2 separate regions of the Mus musculus genome follow, and region 1 is linked to region 2. A link is a contact called in ENCODE Hi-C or POLR2A ChIA-PET data. All regions are on one chromosome and are shown on one strand. The core of a region is the stretch at or near the end of the contact, and the rest is flanking DNA. Distances in the headings are between cores, read along the strand shown. Region 1 holds the start of Adat1 (adenosine deaminase, tRNA-specific 1). Region 2 holds the start of Cfdp1 (craniofacial development protein 1).

What was found. A loop is a pair of places that touch in the nucleus more often than their neighbours do. ChIA-PET counts read pairs that join two places held with the same protein, here RNA polymerase II (POLR2A).
Region 1: POLR2A ChIA-PET joins it to region 2 with 12 read pairs in embryonic stem cell. The contact joins the promoter of Adat1 here to the promoter of Cfdp1 in region 2. A Hi-C loop is called at or near these places in 1 of 37 maps with a recorded cell type or tissue (T-helper 2 cell). POLR2A ChIA-PET finds 5 or more read pairs at or near these places in 1 of 5 experiments (embryonic stem cell).

What each region holds. Positions count from the first base shown.
Region 1 is chr8:111,989,340-111,994,469 of GRCm38, reverse strand. Adat1 (adenosine deaminase, tRNA-specific 1) reads left to right here and starts at 2,168. Exons shown (of 10, transcript NM_013925.5): 1 at 2,168-2,289; 2 at 4,058-4,265; 3 at 4,551-4,619. The coding sequence starts at 4,097. Kars (lysyl-tRNA synthetase) reads left to right here. Exons shown (of 14, transcript NM_053092.3): 14 at 764-1,031. The coding sequence ends at 862.
Region 2 is chr8:111,853,059-111,857,790 of GRCm38, reverse strand. It overlaps Cfdp1 (craniofacial development protein 1), which reads left to right and starts at 3,454. Exons shown (of 7, transcript NM_011801.2): 1 at 3,454-3,647. The coding sequence starts at 3,584.

The sequences.
Region 1 (5,130 bases), core at 919-3,418, 140 kb before region 2:
ACAGGGATTATGTTGGTGGAGGCCTAGGAGGAAATTCACTTTTGGTTTGTTTTGTTTTGGTTTGTTTTTTTTTTGTTTGTTTGTTTTTCCACATAGGGTTTCTCTTTGTAGCCCTGGCTGCTCTGGAACTTACTCTGTAGACCAAGCTGACTTCGAAATGCGAGATCCCCCTGCTTCTGCCTTCTGATTGCTGGGATTAAAGGCGTGCGCCATCACCACTCAGCTGAGGGTCACTTGTAAAACAAAAAAATACATGTGGCTCATTTACACCAAAAGCATCCCTTGTGCTTGCAGAGGCCAGAAGAGATGTCAGATCCCCTAAAACAAGCTACACATGGCTATGAGCCACCATGTATCTGCTGGGAACCACATCTCGGCCCTCTGCAAGAACAAGTGCTCTTAATGGCTGAGCCATCTCTAGCACCGGGAACTCAATTTTACGTTCTTTTGGCATGGGACCCTAGCAGGTTCTGTGTCCTTGTCTGGATGCGTACTTCTAGATTTTGTAACATCAGGCAACAGCAAAAGTAGGATAGTGGGGAGAAAAATCCATAGTGCCCTGTTATTGAAAGGCGGGGTCTTACTACATAGTCTGGTTGTCCTGGAACTTAACCATATGGAGACCAGGCTGGCCTTGAAGTCGGGTCGCAGAGGTCTGCCTGCCCCCGCCTCCTGAGTTCCACTGAGCCCGGCTCCTGGTGCTTCTGAACCTCGGCAGATGCTCTGCTCTTCTCAGGAAGTGCTTCTCTTTCCTCTTCTCTAGGAAGTACTTCTGTTTCCTGCCATGAAGCCAGAGGACAAGAAGGAAACTGCAGCGACCACTGAAACCCCAGAGAGCACAGAGGCCAGCCCCTCTGTCTAGAAGGCACATGCAACTATGGTGTCTGCATCTCAGCAGATCTGGTCTGAGGGAGCGATTCCTGTGTGGCGCCGTCCATCTGGCCACTGCAGTCCAACCTCCACAAGAGAGAAGAACTAAAGAAGTTCTTTTTATTCCTCGTTACCAAATAAATCATTTCTCTCTTTACCCATGCAGTGTTACTTTTTCTCCCCCGGGCTGCTGGTCTGATGAGTGGTCTAATTAGAGCTCTGTCATTGTATTCTTTTTAAGATTTATTTTTATTATCAATTGTGTGTGTGTGTGTGTGTGTGTGTGTGTGCATTTAGAGTGCAGGTGCCCTGAGGCCAGAGATGTTGGGTCCCTTAGAGCCAGAGTTACAGGCACTGTAAGCTGCCCAGCACGGAGGCTGAAAAACGAAGGTCAGCCCCATGGGAGCAGGGTGTGCTCTTAACTCCTAAGCCAACTTCTCGGCCCCACCTGCAGTCAGAATCTCTAATAAATGTATATTAATGTCTGTCTATTCAGTATGAGCCATTGTGCTGAAATACTGGAAACAACCAGAGAACAAAAGTCAAGTCACTTCTTCCATAAAAATCCCTTTTATTTTCTTTAGGGCTTGAGTGCAGAGTTGAGGGAGAACCAGACCAGATCCAGTGCAGGTTCCTTTTGGCTGGAGGCAGACTTAGACTGCAGTACAGGAGACATGGCTCAGTGCTGCAAGGGATTGATGCTCTTACAGAGGACCAGGCTTCAGTACCCAGCACCCGTGTGTCAGGCAGCTTGCAACCGTGATCCAGTTCCCAATACCCTTTTCTAGCTGCCTTGGGCATTTGCATGCACATATGTGCACAAATTGACAATTGATACAGGCACACGCACATAAATCTTTTAAAATATATACATGCATATATGTCCATAAGACTGTATTTGAAGAGCCGGGCAGTGGTGGCTCATGCCTTTAATCCCAGCACTCCGGAGGCAGAGGCAGGTGGATTTCTGAGTTCGAGGCCAGCCTGGTCTACAGAGTAAGTTCCAGGACAGCCAGGGCTACACAGAGAAACCCTGTCTCGAAAAAAAAAAAAAAAAAAAAAGAAACGATTTGAAGAATAACAATGGGTTATGAGAGAAATGAGTGAGGGCCAGGTCATCCAAGCCCATGACTGAGGTGAGAAACTGTCAGAGGATCTGCTTATAGTTCTGTTCAAAATTTTGATGAGATGCGAGCTAAGTCGGTCTTTGCTGCGGAGGCGGCTTCCTCCCCTTTGCACCGTTCCCACAGACTACAAAGACCAGCGTGCTTTGCGGGCAGAGCTTGACCGGAGCGGCCCTCTAGGGCGTCACTTCCGCTGCGCAACCTGGTTAAACGAGCGTGGCGGTAGAGGGGCATCGCGTGGAGGTTGCGGCGCGTGGATAATAGGGTGTGAGGGACTCCGGATCGGCGTCTCGGGGTTAGCTCTACACAGTTGGCCGAGGGGAGGGCGGTGGGGGGAGACTGTGAGGACCTGTGTCCACTGCTCCCACGGGGAGGGGTCTCAGCCCTGCTAGGCTCTCCAGCCCTGCGGTAGGAAGGGTGGGAAAAGAAGTGTTTGTTTGTTTTTTCAACCTTTGCACTGTTATTTTTAGCCAAAGCAATACCTGTTGTGAGCTGCTTCGTATGAAGGAGCCCTGGGGTTGTAGAGATGAATTACAGCGGACCCAAAATATCGAAACGTTCGACAACTGCGTGAATGACGTGATGTAGTTTGGACCGCTTCGTCCCCTTGTTTTGTAGTTCTAATGTGTACCTCGAATTTAATGGCAGATGGCTACCTTCATAAAATAAACTTCTGTGATGCCTATCAGGAACTAACAGGATTCTGGGATTCCTTCTAGAAATACAAGACTTCTCTGCGTTAGACTTGAAAGTTACAATCTCTGTCAGCCCCTGCCAGAATAGTCATTACCATTTACTGCAAAATGTGCCTGCATTTTGCAGAAGTCTTAGAAATACCTTGCCAAAACATCGCATCAGAGCTCAGAAAAAAAACAAACTAACAAAAAAAACAATTCTGTTGTTTATTCTACAAATGCTCTGCCATCTCTAGCCATCGCGTGAGCTCATCTACGGAGCTTTTTATATAATCGACTGAAGTCGAGCTATATCCAGTGAGCGCTAACAGCCAAGAGTGAGAGAATTTCTTCTGCCAACTGTAGGCCTCTTTCAGATCTGATCTGCATAATGTTCTGTTAGGTTGTATGGAAGTGGCTTGGTGTGCCCGTTACATTGCTTCTCTTCTGCCACCAATACAAATTTCCCAGATCACCAAATGTTGTATCTTCTGAATGCTAATCACAGTATATAGACATTTGCCTTTTTAAGTATTTATAAGAGATGTTAAATACTAGCTAGGTGGCACGTGCCTTTAATCCTAGCACAAAGGAGGCAGAGGCAGGTGATCTCTGTGCGTTCCAGGGCACCCAGGTCTACAGAGCAAGTCCTAGGACAGCCAGGACTGTTACACAGAAAAGCCCTGTCTAGAAAAAAAAATGTTAAATACTATTAGTCATGTTTTAACAGATGTGAAAACTAATTACCCAGGAATCACACAGTTCATCTGTATTAAAACTGAGATTGAAACCTAGAAAGTATAACTCCATGCCCACACCCTTAAACACAGCTGCTGTGAGAGCTTTCAGTGAGAGACTTTGGAAATTTGCTGGAGTGAGGTAGATTAGAAACGGAGGAAAAGAACATTTGTCTCAAAAGAAACCTTGTAAGGTGCTAACATGCCCAAAGCAAGCTGAAATCTGAGAGGACAGTGTAAAACATAGAATGGCCACATTCATTAACTTATCATTTGTGTTGATCTTGAAGAAATAGCTTGTCTTCTGGGCTTCACTCTTTTTTTGTTGTTTTTTGTTTTGTTTTGTTTGTTGAGACAGGGTTTCTCTGTGTAGCCCTGGCTGTCCTGGAACTCACTTTGTAGACCAGGCTGGCCTCGAACTCAGAAATCCACCTGCCTCTGCCTCCCCAGTGCTGGGATTAAAGGCGTGCACCACCACGCCCGGCCCCTGGGCTTCACTCTTCATTAAAGATGGGAAGGGAGGGAGGTTAATAAGAAAAAAAAAAAAAAAAAACAACCTTAGTCTGAGCACCGTGGGGCTTCACTAGAGATGGCTGGAGTGTTGGAGTGAGGTTCTATCTTACTACGCTGTTTCTCCTTTCTGTTCTGATAGATTTGGCTTTCTATAGTGGCCTCAGCTCCAGCTCCACCTATGTGGACCGCGGATGAGATCGCTCAGCTGTGCTATGCACACTATAACGTCAGACTGCCCAAGCAGGGGAAGCCTGAGCCAAATCGTGAGTGGACCTTGCTGGCAGCTGTGGTGAAGATTCAGGCTTCAGCTAACCAAGCTTGTGACATCCCTGAGAAGGAAGTGCAAGGTGAGAGCCCCTTTCTTTCTCCCTGTCAGCAACCATTGCAACTTACTGGGTTATGGGAACTATGTTAGGTGTTTTCCCCATTTTGCCCACCAGGTGGCGCAGTACTTCTGGTGGCGACAAACCACCCCAAGGGAACTGCAGTCCCGTTGACTCCATCTGTGAGAATCCTCCAGAGAACGGAGGAATGTGGACTTATTAAACCGAAACACTAGGAAGTGTTCAGCCTCTGAGAGTCCACTCGCTTAATTAATGCTTTGTTTGTTTTGTTTTGTTTTTTCCTCTCAGTGACAAAGGAAGTTGTCTCAATGGGAACAGGAACAAAATGCATAGGCCAGTCCAAGATGCGAGAGAGCGGTAAGCAAAGACTGGGCTCTAAACAGTAGTCTCTGTGCTAAGTCCATACTGACCTTGTCAAGGAAATGGGGCCATGCTGCTTAGAGTGGCTGACCCTTCATTCACCACTGACTGTCCTCAGGATCCGAAGACCGTTCTTTGGCTTCGTTTTGTTGTTGTTGTTTTTTTGCGACAGGGATTCTCTGTGTAGCCCTGGCTGTCCTGGAACTCTATAGACCAGGCTGGCCTCGAACCCACGGAGATCATCCGCCTGCCTCTGCTTCCCTAGCACTGGAATTAAAGGTATGCACCGCCACCCAGCTGACCATTCATTTTCTTAAAAAATGAGAATCCAGAGCTGAACATGAACATGGTGGTGCATCCCTGTCAACCCCACACTAGACGCTGTGGCAAAGACGTTCAAGACCAGCATAGTAAATTCTCTGCCTCAAGAGAAAAGAAGGAAAAGAAATCCAAATCGGGGCGGAAATCCCCAGGCTTGTGCTTCTGAAAGGCAGTCAGCGCTCTCAGG
Region 2 (4,732 bases), core at 2,205-4,704:
TAGATTGAAGTTACTTACAGTTGATATGGTAAAAAGGGTTATCTAATGCTGAATTAGAAAATACCGAATGCCACTGGGTCAGGTCTCTGTGAGTCTCTAGTCACTTGTCAGGGGATCAACACACAAGTGTGTGTTAGGTTGTTTTGTTCAGATGCCTTATAAATACAGGACACTTTCTAGTAAATACATTTTACTCGCAGCATTTCGATGTAAGACACTGTCCTGTGCTGAAGCTGTACTTTTTCATAGTCATGAGGTAATGAGAAACAGTATAGAAAGCATGACACAGGCTGGAGAAATGGCTCAGCGGTTAAAGAGCACTGACTGTTCTTCCGGAGTTCCTGAGTTCAAATCCCAGCAACCACATGGTGGCTCACAACCAACTGTAATGAGATCTGATGCCCTCTTCTGGTGTTTCTGAAGATAGCTATAGTGTACTTACATATATTAAATAAATACATTAAAAAAAAAAAAAAAGCTGGGCGTGGTGGCGCACGCCTTTAATCCCAGCACTTGGGAGGTAGAGGCAGGCAGATTTCTGAGTTCGAGGCCAGCCTGGTCTACAAAGTGAGTTCCAGGACAGCCAGGGCTATATAGAGAAACCCTGTCTTGAAACAAACAAACCAAAAAAACCTAAACAAACAAAAAAAAGCACGACACACTGTGCAGTCCTCACAGTAAGTACAGTGGTGTGCACAAACGAACTCCAAGAAAAAAAACAACCCAAAGAGTAAGCACTTAAAACGTTATATATAAAAACATTGAAAGCTCGCTGTTTGCTGGCTCAGCGGTTAAGAGAATTGATCCAAAGATCCTGAGTTCAATTCCCACCAAACATAGGGTGGCTCACAACCAACCACCTGTAATGGGATCCGGTACCCTCTTCTAGTTTGTATGAAGACAGCTACAGTGTACTCATATACATTAAATAAATAAATAAATAAATCTTTTTTTTTTAAAAAAAAAGATTTATTTATTATATGTAAGTACACTGTAGCTGTCTTTAGACACACACCAGAAGAGGACGTCAGATCTCATTACAGATGGTTGGTTGTGAGCCACCATGTGGTTGCTAAGATTTGAACTCAGGACCGTTTGAAGAGCAGTCAGTGCTCTTCCCCACTGAGCCATCTCACCAACCCCCAAATAAATCTTGTATCTTTGTTTGTTTGTTTGTTTGTTTTTCGAGGCAGGGTTTCTCTGTGTAGCCCTGGCTGTCCTGGAACTCACTCTGTAGACCAGGCTGGCCTTGAACTCAGAAATCGGTCTGCCTCTGCCTCCGCCTTCGCCTCCCAAGTGCTGGGATTAAAGGCGTGTGCCGCGATGGCCCGGCTCAAATAAATCTTAAAAAAAAAAAAACAAAAAACAACAACAAAAAAAGTAAGAAGTAAAACAAGAACCAAACCAAACCAAACCAAAAAAACCAAACTTGATGCCGATGTTCGGCCGTACTGCAGGATGCAGAGGGTCAGCTAGCCCACTGTGGCTAACCTGCTCAACTTTGGCTTGCTTCCTGAAAACCAAGGGACACATAGGTGGTGCTTATTCTGCTGGAGAGGAAGAGCGAGACACGTCAGCATCCAGCGGTTCTACCCCAGGTGTTCGGTTCTCGCGGCTTGATGAGGAGATGACGTGATGACGTAAGCATTTTCCCCTCCCTCCCAGTCCTGCCTGAAAATTTGCATCATTCTTTTCTGCTTTGTTTCCTGCCTCATTCCTTTATCTTTTCTTTTTTTTCTTTTTTAATTATTTTTTAAAAATTGAGTATCACAGCGAGGCACAAACCCAAGTCTTTAATCCCAACACTCAGGAGGCAGAGACAGGCGGATCTTTCAGTTCACCGCCAGCCTGGTTTACATAGTGAGTTCCAGGACAGCCAGAGCTGCACAGAGAGACCCTGTCTCAAAAAATCCTACCCCTGCCCCTCTAAAAAAGAGTATTACTATGTAGTGTTGACTGACCTGGAACACTTTATGAAGATCAAGCTGGCCTTGAACTCACAGAGATCTCCCTGTCTCTGTCTCCTGATTGTTGGAATTAAAATCGTGTGCCATCACCACACAGGGCTTTCTGCCTCATTCTGTTAAGCATCTCAGCATAAGGGCCAGAGGAGGTGACATGCTTAAATTTGAGGGCACAATTAAGCATTGGGTCACATTCTTCTACGTCACCTTCCCCAGCCCCCTTTAGATGTATTCCACACTGATATTTTGACGGCTGTGAACTCTTAGGCTGATTCCCATTGCCATCCCATTGGTCAACTCCCACCAGGTTTTACCCACTCATCCAGAGCATTGGTTGGTCCTCCCGATGTCTCTGCTAAAATTTCCTATTGGTTGTTCCTACGGATTTCTCTGCTAAGATTTCCTCATCTTCCTCCTTCATGTGCTCCGAGAGTTCGATTATTCTCAGTACAGTATGCATTATATTCTCATCACAGTTTTAAAAAAATGTGTGTATATATATATATATATAAAGGCGTGCGCCACCACGCCCGGCAGAAGGTGATTTCTGAGGGACTAGGGGCATGGCTCAGTGGGTGAAGGTGCTTGCTGCACTGTACTACATACATGCCTGGTGCCTATTGAGGTCAGAACCAGGGCGGTAGTGAACCGCCATGTTGGGGATGCTAGGAACCAAACCTAGTTTTGCTGCAGAAGCAACAAGTACTGTTAACCTTTGGGCCGTCTCGCCAATCCTCACATACTCACAAATTTAACTGCTTTTCCATCCATCTTTCCCGTTGTTTCAAAAGTGTCAATCTAGCACTTTGTGTAGTGGCTTCCCTCACAGATAAGCGGATTTCCTTTTGTCTTTTAGTGATTATCGGATTGTTGATTCATTAATGCTGAACTTACTGCCAACAGTACTTGTAACTCAGGCCTGAATGTAGCTTACTTAACAGGCCGAGTTTCTCAGGAAAGAGCGTCGCAGTCTTCTTGCGCTTAGAATATTAGACAGAGTTTCGGTAGTGTTCTTGGGAGCAATTTTAGGCAGAAAAAAAAAAAAAACAAACAAAAACAAAAATGCAGGGAAAAGGCACAAAAACTGCATTAAAGAATTCGATTCTAGCGAGAGAATTGAATCAAAAAGGCAGAGCCTCAGCCTTGCTCAAAAGTTGATGGGAACTTTAGCATCTATCTATTCAGCTTTCAGTTTTTACTCGCTGAGCATATCCGGGAGCGACATTTTAATCTCTGATTTTAGAGTTAGAAAAAATATTAGCTTGTGAGCAAATTTCAAAATAAAAAGACAAGTATAAAGAGAAAGTACTATTTCCGCAGATAAGCCATTCTCCATTAAGGACGCACGGTACCGTTGAAAACTACAAGCCCCAGCATGCATCGCTTCTGAGAGGTGGGGGTCCGGAATCCCACAAGGGCCCGGTGAGTGTAGACTGACCAATCGCAGCAGCCGGAAGTGTCGTCTCTGACCACGTGGCACTGCCTGCGCATGTGCGCTCGCCTCTAGGGCGGCCCTAGCTGCTGGTCCTGTACCCCTATGGTCTCGCCCTATATCTAGCTTCGCTATTTTGGGGCAGTGGCCGCAGTCGTGTGGGTAGCAGGCCCCAAGTGACAGCAGCATGGAGGAATTCGACTCCGAAGACTTCTCCACATCGGACGAGGATGAGGACTACTTGCCGTCCGGTGAGCGATTCGGCCTGAGGCGAAAGGAGGGTGGTTTCCACGCTTCACACCTCACTCGAGACTCTCCCGGACGGTCCCCAGGGCGTGGGCCTCGTGATCGCGAGGTCCCCACGGCCCGTGGGCTCCGGAGTTCGGGTTATCAGGACCCCGGCCCTCAGGCGGCCTGGAACACGCATGTGTCGGTTCTGCATAGCTGCTGTCCTGGGCCGCCGCCCCCTCGGAGCGCGGGAACAGGCGCGTGAAGCCCGCAGGCTGAGCGTACTACCTACCTACCGGCTGGTTCTGGAAGCCGACCCGGACATTGGAGATTGTTTTTAGGGAATTGCCAGCTTCCTTCACGTCCGAAACTCAATTGTCCGCCTCTGGGTTCGGAAGGGATCGGCTTGTTAGAAAGTTGATGTGATAATGTGTTTTCCCTCTTTGCAGGAGCTACCCATCGTCCTCTTTTAAGAACTTTTTCAAAAGTTTTATTTTTAGAGATTTTATGGCACGTATATCAGTGTTTTTTCCTGAATGTCTGTCTGTCTCTGTACATCATGTGTGTGCCTAGGGCTTCTGGGACTGGAGTTACAGGTGGTTGTAGAGCTGAGTCGTCTCGCCAGCCCCTTATTATTTTTGTGTATGTATGGCGGTGCATTCAGGTGGCCAAAGAGGACAGAAGGGGGTATCGGGTCCCCAGGTGAAGGAGTTACACTCAGTTGTGAGCCGCCCGACTCTGGAACCAAAGTCAGATCCTTTGGAATGAAGCGCACACTCTTTTTTTTTTTTTTTTTTTTTTTTTTTTTTTTTTGAGACAGGGTTTCTCTATAGCCCTGGCTGTCCTGGAACTCACTTTGTAGACCAGGCTGGCCTCGAATCCACCTGCCTCTGCCTCCCAAGTGCTGGGATTAAAGGCATGCGCCACCACGCCCGGCTGAAGCGCACACTCTTAATGGCCTAGCTATCTTTTTTTTCTTGGGGTGCGGTAGAGGAGCACACTAAGAATCCAGCTTATGCGAGGTCCAGACAAATCTTTTAAACATTTATGTGTGTGAGTGTTTTGCCTACATGCACATCTATTTGTATGTATCTACATGTATATTTAG